Regions from separate parts of the Homo sapiens genome. Here region 2 is linked to region 1. The links are chromatin loops, found by intact Hi-C in ENCODE. Cell type or tissue: GM12878. All regions are shown on one strand. Links, peaks and the distances in the headings refer to the core of each region. The heading gives the core; the rest is flanking DNA. Region 1 overlaps IPO11 (importin 11). Region 2 has its middle 140 kb from the start of LRRC70.

Region 1 (8,336 bases), core at 134-8,133:
GGTGGCTCACGCCTGTAATCCCAGCACTCTGGGGGACCGAGGCAGGTGGATCACCTGAGGTCAGGAGTTCGAGACCAGCCTGGCCAACACAGCGAAACGCCGTCTCTATTACAAATACAAAAATTAGCTGGGCGTGGTGGCACGTGCCTGTAATCCCAGCTACTCGGGAAGCTAAGGCAGGAGAAATGCTTGAACCCAGGAGGTGGAGGTTGCACTGAGCTGAGATCACCCCACTGCTCTCCAGCCTGCGTAACAGAGCGAGACTCTGTCATTAAAAAAAAAAAAAAATACAGAAGTAAAAGGTATGTTCAGTATATCAGTATATATTATCTTCTATGCTCTAATGTCTCTTAATACAATAACTAACAATTAACTGCACTGTATAAAAGAGATAAACATTTTTGGTATAACTAAGTTCTGTTTAAACTTTTTTTTTTTTTTGAGACAAAGAGTCTCACTCTGTTGCCCAGGCTAGAGTGCAGTGGCGCAATCACGGCTCACTGCAGCCTCAATCTCCTGGGCTCAAGCAATCCCCTCACCTCAACCTCCTGAGTAGCTGGGACTACAGGGATGCACCACACCAGGTTAATTTATATATTTATTTTTATTTTTTGTAGAGATAGGATCTCACTGTGTTGCCCAGCCTGGTCTCAAACTCCTGGGCTCAAGTGATCCTCCTGCCTCAGCCTCCCAAAGTGCTGGGATTACAGGCATAAGCTACCATGCCTGGCCCTGTTTAAACCTTTTGATATCAAAATATAAAGTACACCCTGGGCATGGTATCTCACAACTGTAATCCTAGCACTTTGGGAGGCTAAGGCAAGAGGATCACTTGAGGTAAGGAGTTGAAGACCCACCTAGGCAACAAAGTGAGACCCTTTTTCTACAAAATGTTTCTTAACAAATTAGCTGGACATGGTGGCACATGCCTGTAATCTCGGCTACTTGCAAGGCTGAGGTGGGAGGATCATTTGAACCCAGGAGTTCAGGGCTGCAGTGAGCTATGATCACACCACAGCACTCCAGCCAGGACAAGAGTGAGACACTGTCTCTAAAAATAAATTGAATGTTTTTCTTATATATACACATATATTCATATACATATAAGTAATATATGTGTGTAAATTAGAACTAGTCCCATTCACTAGTCGTAAGAGCCATAGACCTTTTATCTAATTCTCAATACCCCCCACTACCACTACATGCCAGACTCACTGAAAAAAAAAAAAGGATGGTGACAGTAACTATCCCCTAGTTCCTCAATTAAAAGTAAGATTAAGCTTGAAAAAGAAAAAAAAAAGAGTCAGCCAAATAAAACAGGCACAGGCTCAAGAAAGAAAACATTAAGGGAGAATTTGCCACCCTACATAACCACATATTTTGAAATTGTGTCAGATTTTTCTGAAGTATTTTATAGTGGCCGGGCATAGTGGCTCATGCCTGTAATCCCAGCTACTCAGGAGGCTGAGACAGGAGGATTGCTTGAGCCCAGGAGCTTGAGGTTGCAGTGAGCTATGAGTGTACCATTGAACTCTAGCTTGGGAGACAAAACCCTGTCTGTAAAAAATAAAAACAGTATTTTTTTTAATAATGGTAGCAAAGGGGCAAAACTGTTCTTTTTTTTTTTTCAGGCATTGCTTCTGTTACCAGAATATCTCTTTGCAGAATTCTACCACTTGCATACACACAATGCAAATCACAGTAGACATATTCAACATAAAATCCTCCCCACTCACCTACAAAACAAAGAATAAAAAGTACCAAAGAACATCTCTGAATACTATACCAAAGGTTGTTACTGTGACAAGACTGAATAAAAGGAAGCATTTAAACATGGTGGACTCAAAGTCATTAAAAAAAAATTCTATTCTGTTCCATAAAATCATCTCCTTTTCTATTTATCATTTGACTCTAAAAATGTGTTAGAAAGTTCAGTAATTCAGTAATTCCACTCTATTTCACCTTAAGCAACTTTCAATTTTGAAATTTTCATCTCTACTTCTCACAAAAATAAGTAAGATTTATAGATATTAATGGCAAAGTTAGATCTCGATCTATTAATTAATTCTTCCCTCTTTCTGTCCCTAGAAAGTAATACTTAATATGAGAGAACTACAGGCTAAAATATCTCAAATCTGAAAACCCGAAGTATTTGCTTCAAAATCCTTAACTTTGAGTACCAGCACGATGCTCAAGGGAAATGCTCACTAGAGTGTTTCAATTTTCAGATTTTCACATTTGAGATGTTCAACGTAAGTATAATGTAAATATTACAAAATCTGAAAAAAATCTGAAACATTTCTGTTCCCAAGCATTGCAGATAAGAAGTACTTAACCTGTACTTTAAGGACTACAGATACGAAAAGCACATAAGATGCCTGGCACACAGCAGGTATTGCTAAATGAAGGCATATAGCATTTGAGACAGAAATTTAAAAAGAAACAATAGTATGGAAATTTAAAAACAAAAACCTAATAGTCAAGGACATCAGGCATCTCTTAAAGTTCTAATTCAAGACTCTCTAGCTAGCCTACGAAAGGTCTCTACACAAATGGCTGGAATGAAGAAGCAACGGCACTATCTTTCGACAAACAGCCTCTCCTTAACCAAACTTTAGTGAGGCTTTTCTGAATCTTTGTCCTAACTAGGCTTCTACTTTTGGACTTCCAAAATGTCTGTTCTTTGCGTCACCCAATTTTAGCAAGAAATCTTGCTATGTTGGTTTAGCCAGAATCCCCTATCCTTGACATTGATATCATCAATATCTCATCAGGTTGCTTTCGGCAAGAATCCTATTAGGTCAGTTTGGCCAGGAACCCCCTCTCATCCCTGATGATTCTTTTTAGTAATTTTCCATCCTCTCAACCCCCCATCCCCCCAACCTCCCACCCTTTCCATCCCTGCTCCTTGGCAATAAATTCCCACTTTTCCTTGTATTCAGAGTTGAGCACAATTTCTCTCCCCTACTGCAAAACCCCACTGCAGTAGTCCCATCTGAATAAAGTCTGTCTTATCATCCTTTACAAGTGTTTGAAAAGTTTTTCTTTAACACCTTTCAGCCCTTTACCTTTCAGTAAAAGCAGGGAGAGAGATAAAGAAAGAAGAAACAACAGGAATAAAGAAGAAACCACAGGAAGTAACCATTGCCAACTAATATATTCACAAGCCCTGTATACCTCCTATCTGCTCCAGAAAACACCAACTGATACATGCTTACAGAAGGCTCAGCTGGAAAAGAGTAAGTAATAAAGCAACCAAGTAGGAGAAATAAAAATATTTTTTTCTACATGTGATTCTAAAAATGTGGAGGGGGGAAGGAATATTCAGTGAGACAATATGCAAATAAACTGTTTAATGAAACATGTTAGGTACTAGTTCATGAAACCCCCAAATACTTAACATTTTCTATTTCTAAACCAGAAGAAACAGTGCCACCTACTGACTGTTTAGTGGCTGTAACTGAGAAGCCCAAAGCCTTGACTCCAAAGTATCAAAAGCTAACCATTACACACTAAGTATTTTAGCATTTCAAATATTCTTAAACTTTTTTAGCCTCAGAATTGTTGTCTTCATAATTTTCCCTTAAGAAACATTAGCACCAAAAAAGTTTTACATCAAAGTTCATGTATTAAATAATTCATCACGAATACTGAGACAAAAAATATTCGCTATAGATGCCCAAATCTGCTTAGCCTGAACCTAATCAGCAAGGTATATTAATCAACAAATGTAGGAGGCAGAGCATCCTACAAGACAACTAATCTAGTTTTTTTTTAACAAGTCAATGGCATTTTTAAGGGGGAGAGGGAGGAAGTCAATACTATTCAAAATTAAAAGATTTGTAAGACATGTCAAATGCACCTTATTCATTTTTCTGGCTCAAGCCACTTGTAAAAATGTGTTTGAGAACAATCTAGAAAACTGGATAAAAGTATTAAATGATATTAAATTACTTTTTACTTCTTCAGGATGATAAAAGTTAAATACTTAAAAAATAAATCTATCTTTTCACAGATAAATGTTGAAGAATTTAGTTAAAAAAATATTTAAATTCCTTTAAAATAGCTCAAAAAAAGTCAGAAAGCAAAAACAGCAAAATGTTGACTATTAGATCTAGGTAATAGTTACATGGCAGTTAATATTTTTCTTTACTTTTCCATGTTTTTAAAATGTATTTTCAATTTTAAAAACACCTGTATTCTTAACAATAACTAAAAAGGTTATTTTAGTAATAATCCGTTTTTTTGTTAATAAGGCTTAAGTAGGCCAGGTGAGGTGGCTCAGGCCTGTAATCCCAGCACTTTGGGAGGCCAAGGCTGGCAGACCATAAGCTCAGGAGTTCGTGACCAGCCTGGCCAATATGGTGAAACCCCTGCCTCTACTAAAAATACAAAATTAACCAGGCATGGTGGCACACGCCTGTAGTCCCAGCTACTTGGGAGGCTGAGGCAGAAGAACTGCTTGAACCCGGGAGGCAGAGATTGCAGTGAACCAAGATTGCACCACTGCACTCCAGCCTGGGTAACAGAGCAAGACTCCGTCTCAAAAAAAAAAAGGCTTAAGTATAAATTCGCTTCCACTTACCTATGACATAAATATATATTAAATTACCAAAATGTATCAAGCCAGAAGCTTTAGTAGGTACAAGATCTATCTCAAAAGCAATTTCCAGCCAAACTGCTGATGTCTCTCAACTAATATTTATTTATTTATTTATTTATTTTTGAGACAGAGTCTCAAAAATGTCAATGAAGGAATGTCAATGAAGGACATTCCTAAAGACCTATAGCATTTGTTACTTACATGCTTTTTAAAGTAAAATCTAATTTTCATTTTGTTTTCAAACCTGCCAGTGATATAGCTCAGGCCCAGGAGGGACACTGTGGCCCATCTTTCAGTTCCCTAAGTCTCTTATCCTAGCAACAGCCTTACGCCTCTCTTCAGCCACTTAATGCCTACACACTGTTCTCATGTATCCAAAATATCAACTCAGTAAGGAGGAGGAACAAAAAAAAAAGAGTAAAACTACTCTACTCCCTGGGTGGGCCCTTACCTTTCCACAGCTCTATCTCAGGCATCCCGTGAAGTGATTGCATAGAGTAAGAATCCAAATATTTGTCAGATAAATAGATGGATGGGTAAGGTATAAATCAGCACTGTTTCAAAAGCAACTTTTAGATACTTGGGGGATAGTTTTGGAATTTTCATTCTTATTCCAGGCCCTTAACTAGGACTCAGACAAGAGGCTTTATGAATCAATACAGGAAGAGTACGCACCATGCTATATTCAAAATCTCTTCTGTTCAGCGCACAGCTCTTTTCTTTTGAACCAAGTCTGTCACCTTGAGTCTCCTCCACTAAAGTAACTTCCCACCAAAAAGTTCTTTTTCACCTTGATACTAATATAAGCCTAGACACACACATGCACAGGCTCAAATCCCCACAGGTTCACAGCACAAATGACCCTTTAAGAGAGTCACTCTTTAAATAATGCACTTAAAAAGCCAATATAGGCGGGGCGCAGTGGCTCATGCCTGTAATCCTAACACTTCGGGAGGTCAAGGCGGGCAGATCATTTGAGGTCAGAAGTTTGAGACCAGCCTGGCCAATGTGGCAAAACCCTGTCCCTACTAAAAGTACAAAAATTAGCCGGGCATAGCGGCATGCACCTGTAATCCCAGCTACTCAGGAGGCTGAGGCAGGACAATCACTTAAACCTGGCAGGTAGAAGTTGCAGTGAGCTGAGATTGCACCACTGCACTCCAGCCTGGGTGACACAGCAAGACTCAATCCCCAGGGGGAAAAAAAGCCACTATAAAATTACACAGAGCAAGAGATAAGAAACAGAATCAACATGGCATTTAATGTACAATTAAAATCAACAAAACAAAAGTGAAAATAAGATCTATTAAACCTATTTGATGACTTGCTCACAAAGGCATTTATCTTTTTTTTTTTTTTTTTTTGAGACAGAGTCTCGCTCTGTCGCCCAGGCTGGAGTGCAGTGGCGCGATCTCAGCTCACTGCAAGCTCCGCCTCCCCGATTCACGCCATTCTCCTGCCTCAGCCTCCCGAGTAGCTGGGACTACAGGCGCCCACCACCACGCCCAGCTAATTTTTGTATTTTTAGTAGAGACAGGGTTTCACCGTGTTAGCCAGGATGGTCTCGATCTCCTGACCTCGTGATCCGCCCTCCTCGGCCTCCCAAAGGGCTGGGATTACAGGCGTGAGCCACCGCGCCCGGCCGGCATTTATCTTTTAAATAAATTTTACAGCACTGTAAATATCTTACAGGCTGGAGCTACACCATGGAAGTGGCGCCTTGGCATTCTCAAATTTAGCATTCATAATTTCAATTATTTGGAAATTTCCCCTAAGGACCACATCATGAAGTCTTAAGCTGACAAGGAGTAAGTCTGCAAGTCTCTGCTATGAGGGTGAGTGATCTATCTTACACTAACCAACCCATCTCAAAGCAGCTATGCAGTTCTCCTTTGTGTAGAAAATATAGTAATTCATCACGATGACCTTCTGAAGTATTGTAACTTGACTTCACCTTGCCACACAGCATTCTTTTACCCTTACCATCCAAATAATTCATGTGTTGTTTAGCAGAAACACTATTATTATTATGTTTTAGACACATGGTCTAACTCAGTCTTCAAGGCTAGTACAATCATATATCACTACAGCCTCAAACTCCTAGGCTTAAGTGATCCTGCCGCCTCAGCCTCCCAAGTAACCAGAATGACATACATACACCACCATGCCTAATTTTTTTATTTTTTGTAGAGGTAGGATCTCACTATGTTGCCTAGACTAGTCTCAAACTCCTGGCCCCAAGGATCCTCCCACCTCAGCTTTCCAAAGTGCTGGGATTACAGGCATGAGTCACCATGCCCAGCCTAATGAGAACATTATTCATCATAAACCTTTCAGCTTTTAAAATTCAGCTAAGTTTTAGCCATGACCATAATAACAATGCAATATAGTTTTGTTTTCTTCCATGGCAGATATTTTCCCCCCCACCCCAGAGACAGAGTCTTGCTCTGTTGCCCAGGCTACAGTGCAGTGGCGTGATCTCGGCTCACTGCAACCTCCGCCTCCCAGGTTGAAGCAATTGTCCTGCCTCAGGCTCCCGAGTAGGTGGGATTACAGGCACCCGGCTAATTTTTGTATTTTTAGTACAGACGGGGTTTCACCATGTTGGCCAGGCTGGTCTTGAACTCCTGACCTCATGATCCACCCGCCTCAGCCTCCTAAAGTGCCAGGATTACAGGCGTGAGCCACCGCACCCGGCCCCACATCAGATTTTAATAGCTTACTAAATAGGGGGGTTGCGTTCTTCCACATGAACTGTCAAGAGACTACTAATTCTGTCTTCTGTCTCCCACAATATTGTACATATCTCTTGTACACAGTCAGCATTCAATAACTGTTGAGTGACTGTTAAGACAGAAGTAAAAATTTAAGATTAATCCCTAATATCCAGGCCGGGCATCGTCGTACGTGCCTGTGGTCCCAGCTACTTGGGAGGCTGAGGTGAGAGGATTGCTTGAGCCTAGGAGGTCAAGGTTGTAGACACCTATGTTTGTGCCACTGCACTATGCAGCATATACTTTTGTGTGTTACACATCGTGATTTGGGGACATTATTTACTTTAACATACTTCCAACTTCATTACAATTGCTCCCTGTACCTTAAATTTCCTTATTTTTAGTGACTTTGGATTTTAACAGTGGTTAATGTCCATTTTATTATATTTAGGTTTATATGTAAAGGCATACTGTTTTACAGAAAATGAATTCCTGGCCGAGCATGGTGGCTCACGCCTGTGATCCCAGCATTATGGGAGAGTGGATCACCTGAGGTCAGGAGTTGGAGACCAGCCTGGCCAACATGGCAAAACCCCATCTCTACCAAAAACACAAAAATTAGCCAGGCATGGTGACGTGCACCTGTAAACCCAGCTACTAGGAGGTGCTGAACCTGGGAGGTGGAGGTTACAGTGAGCCAAGGTCGTGCACCTGCACTCCAGTCTGGGCAACAAAGCGAGACCCCTTCTCAAAAAAAAGAAAATGAATTCCTGGCCAGGCACAGTGGTACACGCCTGTAATCCCAGCACTTTGGGAGGCTGAGACAGGTGGATCGCTTGAGGCTAGGAGTTTGAGGCCAACCTGGGCAACATGACGAAACCCTATCTCTACTAAAAATACAAAAATTAGCTGGGCATGGTGGCGCATGTCTGTAATCCTAGCTACTCAGGAGGCTAAGGAACAAGAATTGCTTGAAGCTAGGAAGCAAAGGTTGTAGTGAGCCAAGACAGCACCTCTCT
Region 2 (8,336 bases), core at 147-8,146, 260 kb before region 1:
CACTGTGCTTGGTCCTGTTCCTTTTCCCTGTGCAGATCTATTACAGACAAGTTCCCAGGACATAGAGTAAACATAGAAAGCTTGGTTCCCTCTCAACCTTCACTAGGATGAATCACTTTAATATACACTAAAGGGCTGAAAATTTTTAAAAAGCAATATATGCTAATCAATAGGGCTTTAGAAAGTCTCTGTTCCTCAATTTTGTTTGACTGTCAAGGGAAATTTGTTTGTAGCCTAAAAATGTACTAAGAAGAAAGACTAATAATGTAGAAGCTAAGCTCTGCCTGAACCAAAGTCATTGCCAACAGATGTTATCTCAAAGCAATTATCCACTGGGGTTCTGTGTCTTCTGATTCCACATAATGAGGTGCCAAAGAATGGGGCAGCCAGACAGCTGATGCAGTCCACAGAGATGCTTATAAATGGAAAAGGTTTGGGACTCCGATCTCATGGCCTTTGCTCCTTCTGCTTCTCTTGTTCCTAATCAGGGCTATCTTAGGGGGCATTTGGATCTGCAGGAGCAGCTGGGAGGGAGTTCTCATGTCATTCTGAGTTGATAGGCATGGCTAAGAGATGGCCTGACCAGAAACATCTTCACCTGACTCCAACCACCAACAAGATGGAAACCCTCTCTTTTGAGCACCTGATTGAGGTGAGTCCTAGAAGTCCTCTTTTTGAAAGCAGGAATGATAGAGCATTGTGTTTAATGCTACTAGAAGATGTTGACAAATAGCACGGCCACATAAAGCAAATTATTTTGTTTCATTACCTAAAAGCATTCCTCCAGAGAAAGATAAAGTTTGATTGGGGAGCAGAACAGGGAACTTAAGGCCAGAAAAGTCCCAAAGCTAACACAGTTCACCTCAGGGCATCCTTGCATCATTCCTTGCGAATGACAATATAAAATTAGCCACTTTTGAGCCTCCATGATAGCCACCGTCTTTTGGTGGCCTCGTATTAGGCATTTGGCTGCACAGGGAGGGCAATAAACTGACAAGCCTTCATTATGTCAATCATGTTATGCCATGAAGTGGAAGATGGCAGGCGATGGAAGATAGGTGAGAGTGAGATGCATACATATATACCCAAGTATTCATCAGAGCAATTTATCTTGAGATTCATATACACAAGCTGACCTTCAAAGTTCTTACTAACACTGCTATCTATCCAGAGGGAAATACTGTTAGAAAAGGTGAGGTCTATGCTACCTCTAGAGGCTATCCATGATAAGAATTGTTTCACTTAGCGGAAGCCAAGAATTTCTATTCTCATTTTTAAGAGTAATACTTTTTCCAGAGCTGAAAGGATGCCTGTAGCTCTCATCTTTAATAACCTATGTTCTTACCCTTTGTGTGACTGTCTAGCCTACTAATGACTTTCTCTAATCTTTGACAGTATTGTCTGTCTTTTCAAACTTTGGCATCTTCCAAGATTGGTACAAGGGACTTTGACACACCTGAGCACACCTAAAACCCTCACTCACTCTGCTACTCTCTCCTTCCTCTTCCTTCATGAGTTGGATCCTTCCTCTCCCCAATTATCTAAGTCACTCCTTTAGTTTTGTTTCCAGTAGTTTTCTCAAATACTTCTCTACTTAGAAGATGGGCAATTAGCATATATGAATGACTCCCGTAAACAAAATGTCCATAACTTCTCCTGATTCCAGCTACTCCATCACGCATCTGCCGCTATGTCTAGACTTCATGACACCTGAAACACTGCCATCATAGACACTGCTGCAGCGTGCATGGGCTCTCTCTTCCTCATGATGACACGAAGTTCCACTTCAGACCTCAAGGCGGCCAGTTCCAGTACAGTGCCCATCACTGTCTTCCTTGGTCTCAATAGCACTGCCCAATAGAAATACGACGTAAGCCCCATCTGTAAGTTTAAATTTTCTAGTAGCCACATTTAAAAAGTAAAAAGAAATGGGTGGGAGTAACTTTAATAACGTCTTCTCTAACTCAATATACCCAAACATCAATATGTAATCAAGACAAGAAAATTATGAATGAAATATTTTACCTTCTTTTCTTCTACTACCTCTTTGGAATCCGGTGTATATTTTACACTGCTGGGACATCTCAATTTGAATGCTTATATTTTCATTAGAAGTCCTTGGGTGGTATCTAGGTTTCATAAACTTTACAATCGAAAAGTAAATTCCAATACACAAGTTGTTCCAAATATGCTTAAACGTTTTCCAATAACCAAATCAGTATCCATTTTAAAATTTAAATTAATTAAAATTTAAAATTCAGTTCTACTTACAGCATCCCCCTGAGAGGCTGCTCCTTCTCCTATGGCCCAGGTAACTTCAGAATCAAATGGAGGTATTGCATTGTTCTTGTTCATCAATGATATTTCCAATTACGCTTATAACATGCCCACCTTCTTTGAAGCGCCATCTTCTCCTGCTCATCATTGCCTACTGACCTCCTAGTTCTTCCCCTTCATTTGCCAGACTCTGGCATCTGGTTTCCTCTCTTCCTCTCTACCCTAAGTCCTTCCACTCTTCTATTATAGATGACCTCAGTGCTCTGTGTCACAGCCAACACCTGGCCTCAGACTTTCCAGACCCCTGAATTTCAATGACCTTTAATTCCTTTCATTTCAGCTACCCACATCCACAACTGCCTTCTAGAATTTGTCATAATCCCAAAATACTCCAAGCCTCATATCAAATCTTCAGCCCACTCCATGTCCATGCTCCCTAAAATGTCCTAGACTTTACAGACGCTTGTCCCTGGAGACTTCTCTTTCCTTCCAGTCCATTGACCTAATTCTTGCACTTACAGCACAGTGGAAGAGTAAGGAAGAAATTTCTTGTAACCAAACTCCCTGGGGTTGCATCTAAGCTCTGCCACTTACTAGCTATGTGGCTTGGAGCAAGTTATTTAACCTCTGTGCGTCTCACTTTCCCCCTGTCTAAAATGAGGATAGCAACCCTATCAGGTAGCTTCTGTGAGAAATCAAATACAAAGCTTTTATTATCATGCAGTCATTATATAAATTTATTAAATAAATGTTTCCACCCAGCCAGGGTAAAACAATACTCTCCCTAGCAAATCAGTTGTCCTTTTTCTTTGTCCTTCTACCCCACCCGCTTGGCAAAACCTCAACCCTGATCAGTGCTGCTATCTACCTTCTTGTTATCTACACCCAAGCAACTAAGCCCTACTGGAGAAAATTGCAGTGTGATGCAAACTGGCACTACCACAAATGCTGTCACCAATGTCAGCATTACTGGATGAGCAGTTTTCTTGTACCATTCTCCACACCTAACAGGCTTTTCCCCAGTTGGAACTGAAGCCTATGAAGCCAGGGCAAGCACAAGCAAATCTCCAGTGAGAAATGTTGGGAGAACTGAACACTAGTCAGAAAACAAACGGATTTTTTTTTTCTTGAGTTCAAACTGTAGCAACAGTTATGTTATAGAAAAATGTAAATGGCCATTGCCCAGCCTAACCCATCTAGGGGATAAAGTTTGTCCACAGACTCACGGAACTAGGATTTTGTAGTCACAATAGAGCAGTGTGAAGCAAGAACAAATTAACAAAGATGTGGGGAGGAAGCTGAAGAGAGGAATTCTTTTGAAAGAAAGTGAGGTTCTTAACAGCCAGACTGGGCAAGCTCAAAAGAGAAGTGTCACTGTCCTTACTTTCAAACATGATACACTAGGCTGAATAACAGCCCCCAAAGATGTCCACATCCTCAAAGGGAATGTGCAGGTGTTATTAAGGATATTGCGGTAGGGAGAATATCCTGGATTATTCTGTGGGCCCCAGATGTCACCCCAATAGACTGTCAGAGGGAGATTTGACATTGAAGTAGGAGCAGGTGCAACAGAAGCAAGAGATTGGAACAATGTAAAGAAGGGGTCATGAACCAAGAACTATCAAGGCAACCTCCAGAACCCAGAAAGGGAGGAACTAGCCCTGCCAATACCTTGACCTTAGCCGAGTAAAATTGACTTTGGACTTTTGAGCTAATGAACCGCAGAACAATAAATTTCTATTGTTTGAAACCAGCAAGTCTGTGGTCATTTGTTATGTCAGTAAGAGGAAACTAACACACGCACATAGTATAGAAAACCTCAAGTGCTGCTGGAGCATTTCCAGGTGACAGATTCAGCCTGTGCCGTGCATGAGGGAACACGTGTGGGTTTAGCCACTGGGGCTCAGCCCTGGTGCCGAGGTGTGCCTCTAGAGGCCAGCCTGAGGACAGCCATGCATCAGCTGGGCCTGAGTGAATGTGGCTCTGGCAGAAGGTGCTTTCTTCCAGGAAGCGGCTGCTCAGAGGGAAAAGCAAGCACAATTTGTCAGAGAAATGGACACTTTCAATGCCCCCAGAACGAATGGACTGTTGACATATCTTTCACATCAGGGACCCCACGGGACCAAATCAAATGATGTATGTTAGAAAAAAACCTTTAGATAGATCCTAAAGAGACAATAGACAGTTTTGGCCTGACGTACAGTAAAAAAAAGGCCAGACCCAAAGAAAGAAGCGGGTGAAAATGTTAAAATTCAGCTAGGCCCGCTTCAGAGGGAGGGCAGAGAGGAAAATGCAGCCCTTCAGCCCCTCTGCTGCTGCACAGACAGGCAAAGAGCAGTGTTTCTGCTGCCTGAAGGCACGCCAGGCCCCCGAGGCTGGAAAGAATCAGAAGCTAAGTAAAGGGAAATTTGGAGGTCAGTGGGGTGTTCACTAAACCCCTGAGGCACAAGTTTGGGGAGTACCAGGCTCAGCTTCAGTTCAGGAATGTCAGGGTGATTCTCCAGCTGAAACAACTCCGGCACAAAGCAGCTCAATGATCCAAGGAATTGCAAAGCCAGAGCGAGTGGAGTGGTGGTGGGGTCTGCTTTTCTCCTTCCATTTCTCTGGGCACAGGGGCAATTGCTGAGAATGCCTTAGGATCTTGAAGATGAAGACACTCAGAGAAGCTGGGATAGTGGATATTACGAGGAAATTATTCACTTCCGCACTTGATTAATAACTTACTCGCAAAATATACCTCACTTCCAAGCACAGCACAGCCACGTTTTTTGCCCACCTCCACTGAGCAATTGCTCTTATAATTGCAGGAAACATGCTTCTGTAAATTAATTACAGGTTTTCAACCACAAGCTACAAGAAGGGGAAAAGAGCAATTTATATTGAGAATTAGAAAAGAGTGCTATCTGACCAGAAAGAAAGCTGACTTCTCAACCAGAACCTTAAGGTTCCTTGAGGGAAAACAGATCTTCAGTGAATTTAACCCCCTCCGCACTACAGATTTTCTCCTGATGTTCCTTCCAGTGGTTGTGGACTATTGAGTGGCCCATCAGTCCGAGCCTTATGGCTGTGGCCTCCTTTTTGCCGGCTCACAGGGCAGGAGGCATCTTCTCCTGCATCTAGAACAGTCTCTATATGTGCACAGCTGTTCCATCATTACTTAATAACAGAAAGAGAAGCACTAAGCCATAACAGATTTGTAGTCATTAGTCCAGAGCTACCATATTCTAGGAAATCAAATTCAAGGAACACCTAATTACAGACAACTCAGATCAGGGTTGAAGCCTCTTAGCAAAAGCTTCATCAACCCAGTCCTTGATGGGCCAGCAGGTGATGGAAATCGGGGAAATGGAGTCTGGTCCAGAGAATCTTTAAATGTCCTGTCTTTGTTTTATTCATTGCATAAGTCACATGCCAAGGAACATTATCCTGTTGTTTGTTATTTAAAAACTTTAAGTTGAGGTCCTTGTCCCACACATCCTACCCTCCAGGGGTCAGCACTGCCAAGGTCACTACCAGCTCTAAAGGTATGTTCCTTGGAGACTCTCTGCCTCTCATGGTCCTCCCTCTCAAGTTGTTCTCTTGGAATGACTCGTGGAGTTAATCATTTTCCCTTGAATTTCTCCAGCAACTTTGCCACCACCAACCAAAACAAAATAAAAAACAATACTCTCCCAAGTCATTAGCAGCATAAGGAATCAGAAGGGTTTGCAATGTGGCAAAGTAAACAATAAACAATTTTAGAATGGCTATGAAAGATCCCTGTTCTCAGAGGGCTTGCTGGGAGGGTGGGAGAGGAGTAAGAGACGAAAAACTACCTATTGAAGTAAAAGGTACACTACGCAGGTGACAATACACAAAAATCCCAGACTTCACCACTGTATGATTCATCCATGTAACCAAAAACCACTTGTACCCCTAAAGCTAATGAAATAAAAAAAATTTTTTTTAATAAAATGAAAGGGCTTGCCCCCTCTTCCACTAGCAAGGCCTCTTGCTCCACCCTGTCCCACAGGCTCCAACCTCCTCTGACACGGTCCAGCCTCACCCACTCCATCACACAGACATCTACTGTAGGAGACAAGAATATGCCATCCCAAAATATGCCTCTTTGGCATAAGGATTATTTTGACCTGAAGGCAATTGGGAAGAAGTAGATATAAGAAAAGCTCTCTGCCCTCTTCCATTTGCCTACAAGGAGGACACAAATTTACAAAGGAAAGGTGTCCTCCTCCCTCACTACCAGGAAGGAGAAAAGTTGACCACTGATTCAACATTAGACCCTTTTCAGCCTGTGCACAGCACCAGAGGAATCTGCATAACAAACTTGGCTAACTCCCACATATGCGCCTTCCCACAATTTGCTGCCCCTAGAGACTCAAAGTCTTTTTCCTTTGTCTTAACACTTCTCTAAAAACATACTGTTTTTTGTTGAAGGTGCCATATAAGCCAGAGGTCTAAGCCACATCCTTGAGAATTACTCATTCCTCAGGTATCTCCCATGTGTATATGAAATATACATGTTAATGCACTTCTGTTTGTCTTTCTCTTGTTAATCTGTCTTTTGCTGCAGGGGTCTGTCCCAGCTAAGAACTCAGAAGGGTAGAGAGAGAGTTATTTTTCCTTCCCTTCAAGGTCATGTGAGGATCACATTCCTCCAGTACACACTACCGGGGCCTCATCTTTCTCCCCTAAGTGGATTACAAAGGTTTCCCTAAATTAAGACAATGCTCTTTTTAAGATATTTTCTGGCACCAATTACTAAGATGAAAAGTTTTTCATCCCAATATTACTCAGATCTGGTTTAAACTGGTTCGTTACTTTGGGGAGTTTTAAAAATCCTACTTGTTTTGCTTTATTTTTAAAAACAAATTAATGTGATTTGTTGCAGTTTTTCATTTACTGCTGCATTTGGCTCAAGTTTCTGTTTATAAATAAACATACTCCGGTTCACCTACTCCATGCATTTTTGCTTTAGATCATGTTTTGACAAATTCTGACAAAGTTAAAAAAGAATTCAAAGCAACCAACTGCCTCTACTTCAAACTTATGTTAAAAAGTTTAATTTTATTCTTGCTAAGAATAACCCAGGAAAGGGGCACTCATAAATATTAGAAAATCTTTTATCTAAATACAATAAAATATTTCACTACCATTTGAAAGTAATTGTACTGAGTGTAAGCAGAAGTTTATATTGAGTTATTAAATTAGTAACAAACTTACTTTCTGCCAATCCAGGAATAACAATTGAACCTATAAGTGATATCACACATACTTGGCTATCGCACTGCCCTAAAATTTATTTCATCTCATGGTAAATTTTAAAAAGCAGGAGAGGGAAGAGAAAACACGATTTTGCTAACGGTGGGCAGATTGACAACACTGTTGTGTCCTGGGAATCCTGAAGTTTTGCTATTTTGTTTTGTTTGAACTCTTCCCTGTGCCCTCCCACCTCCCTCAGAGAAGACTTGAAATTTCAGGTCTCCACTTTCTAGTGATCTCCTTAAAGAGTGAGTTTTACTTGAGTGGAGGTAACTAATTTAGTGAAAAAACATGGATATATGGGCGTTGGAATTCTGGCTCTGGCATTTCTAGCCGTATAAGTTTGCACAAGTTATTTCACCTTTTTGAGACTCAGTTTCCCCATACATAGTTTGGCATTATCAGAAAATTTATCCAAAATTTCAAAATAAGCAGAAGGGATTACCAGGAGTTCTTTCATTATGGTACTGAGTTTGTTTTTCTATTGTCTGGGATATCTTTCAACTCTGTAGGCGCAGAGTTTAAATCGCATGTTTTTGTCCAGTAGAAATGCAAATAATTTTTATTTGGTGACAGATATAACCATAAAGATGATGGTTTAGGGCTTCATTGAACATTACTCAGTTTTGTGTCTTACCCAGCAATCTCATCTCAACATTGCCTACAAGCTCCCTCCCCTTTCAAATGCTCTCTGATGTATCATTAACATCTTCATGGTTCTTTCATTAATGAGGTAAATAAAATCTTTGATGTGTATTCACTTTATATTTGCATAAGACTCATGATTTTATCTTTCTGAA

Evidence for each region. Hi-C counts contacts between places; a loop is a spot of excess contacts. Peaks named below come from ENCODE experiments on the same cell type or tissue, not always from the same donor. Only the 100,000 strongest peaks of a DNase experiment are listed, where the experiment ranks them.
Region 2: a loop joins it to region 1, with 8 times the contacts of the local background. A loop is called at or near these places in 7 of 110 quality-filtered maps.

Annotation. Positions count from the first base shown.
Region 1 is chr5:62,455,778-62,464,113 of GRCh38, reverse strand. The region is part of intron 5 of IPO11 (importin 11); the gene reads right to left. Among named protein-coding and RNA genes, the nearest start is that of IPO11, 47 kb to the right of the region's middle. In GM12878, for the core only: a CTCF peak has its summit at 3,447 (motif pointing left); a DNase peak (open chromatin) is centred at 3,451.
Region 2 is chr5:62,716,002-62,724,337 of GRCh38, reverse strand. No RefSeq gene overlaps it. Among named protein-coding and RNA genes, the nearest start is that of LRRC70, 140 kb to the right of the region's middle. RefSeq lists an enhancer at 5,444-6,184. In GM12878, for the core only: CTCF peaks have their summits at 4,186 (motif pointing right) and 5,764 (motif pointing right); a DNase peak (open chromatin) is centred at 4,097.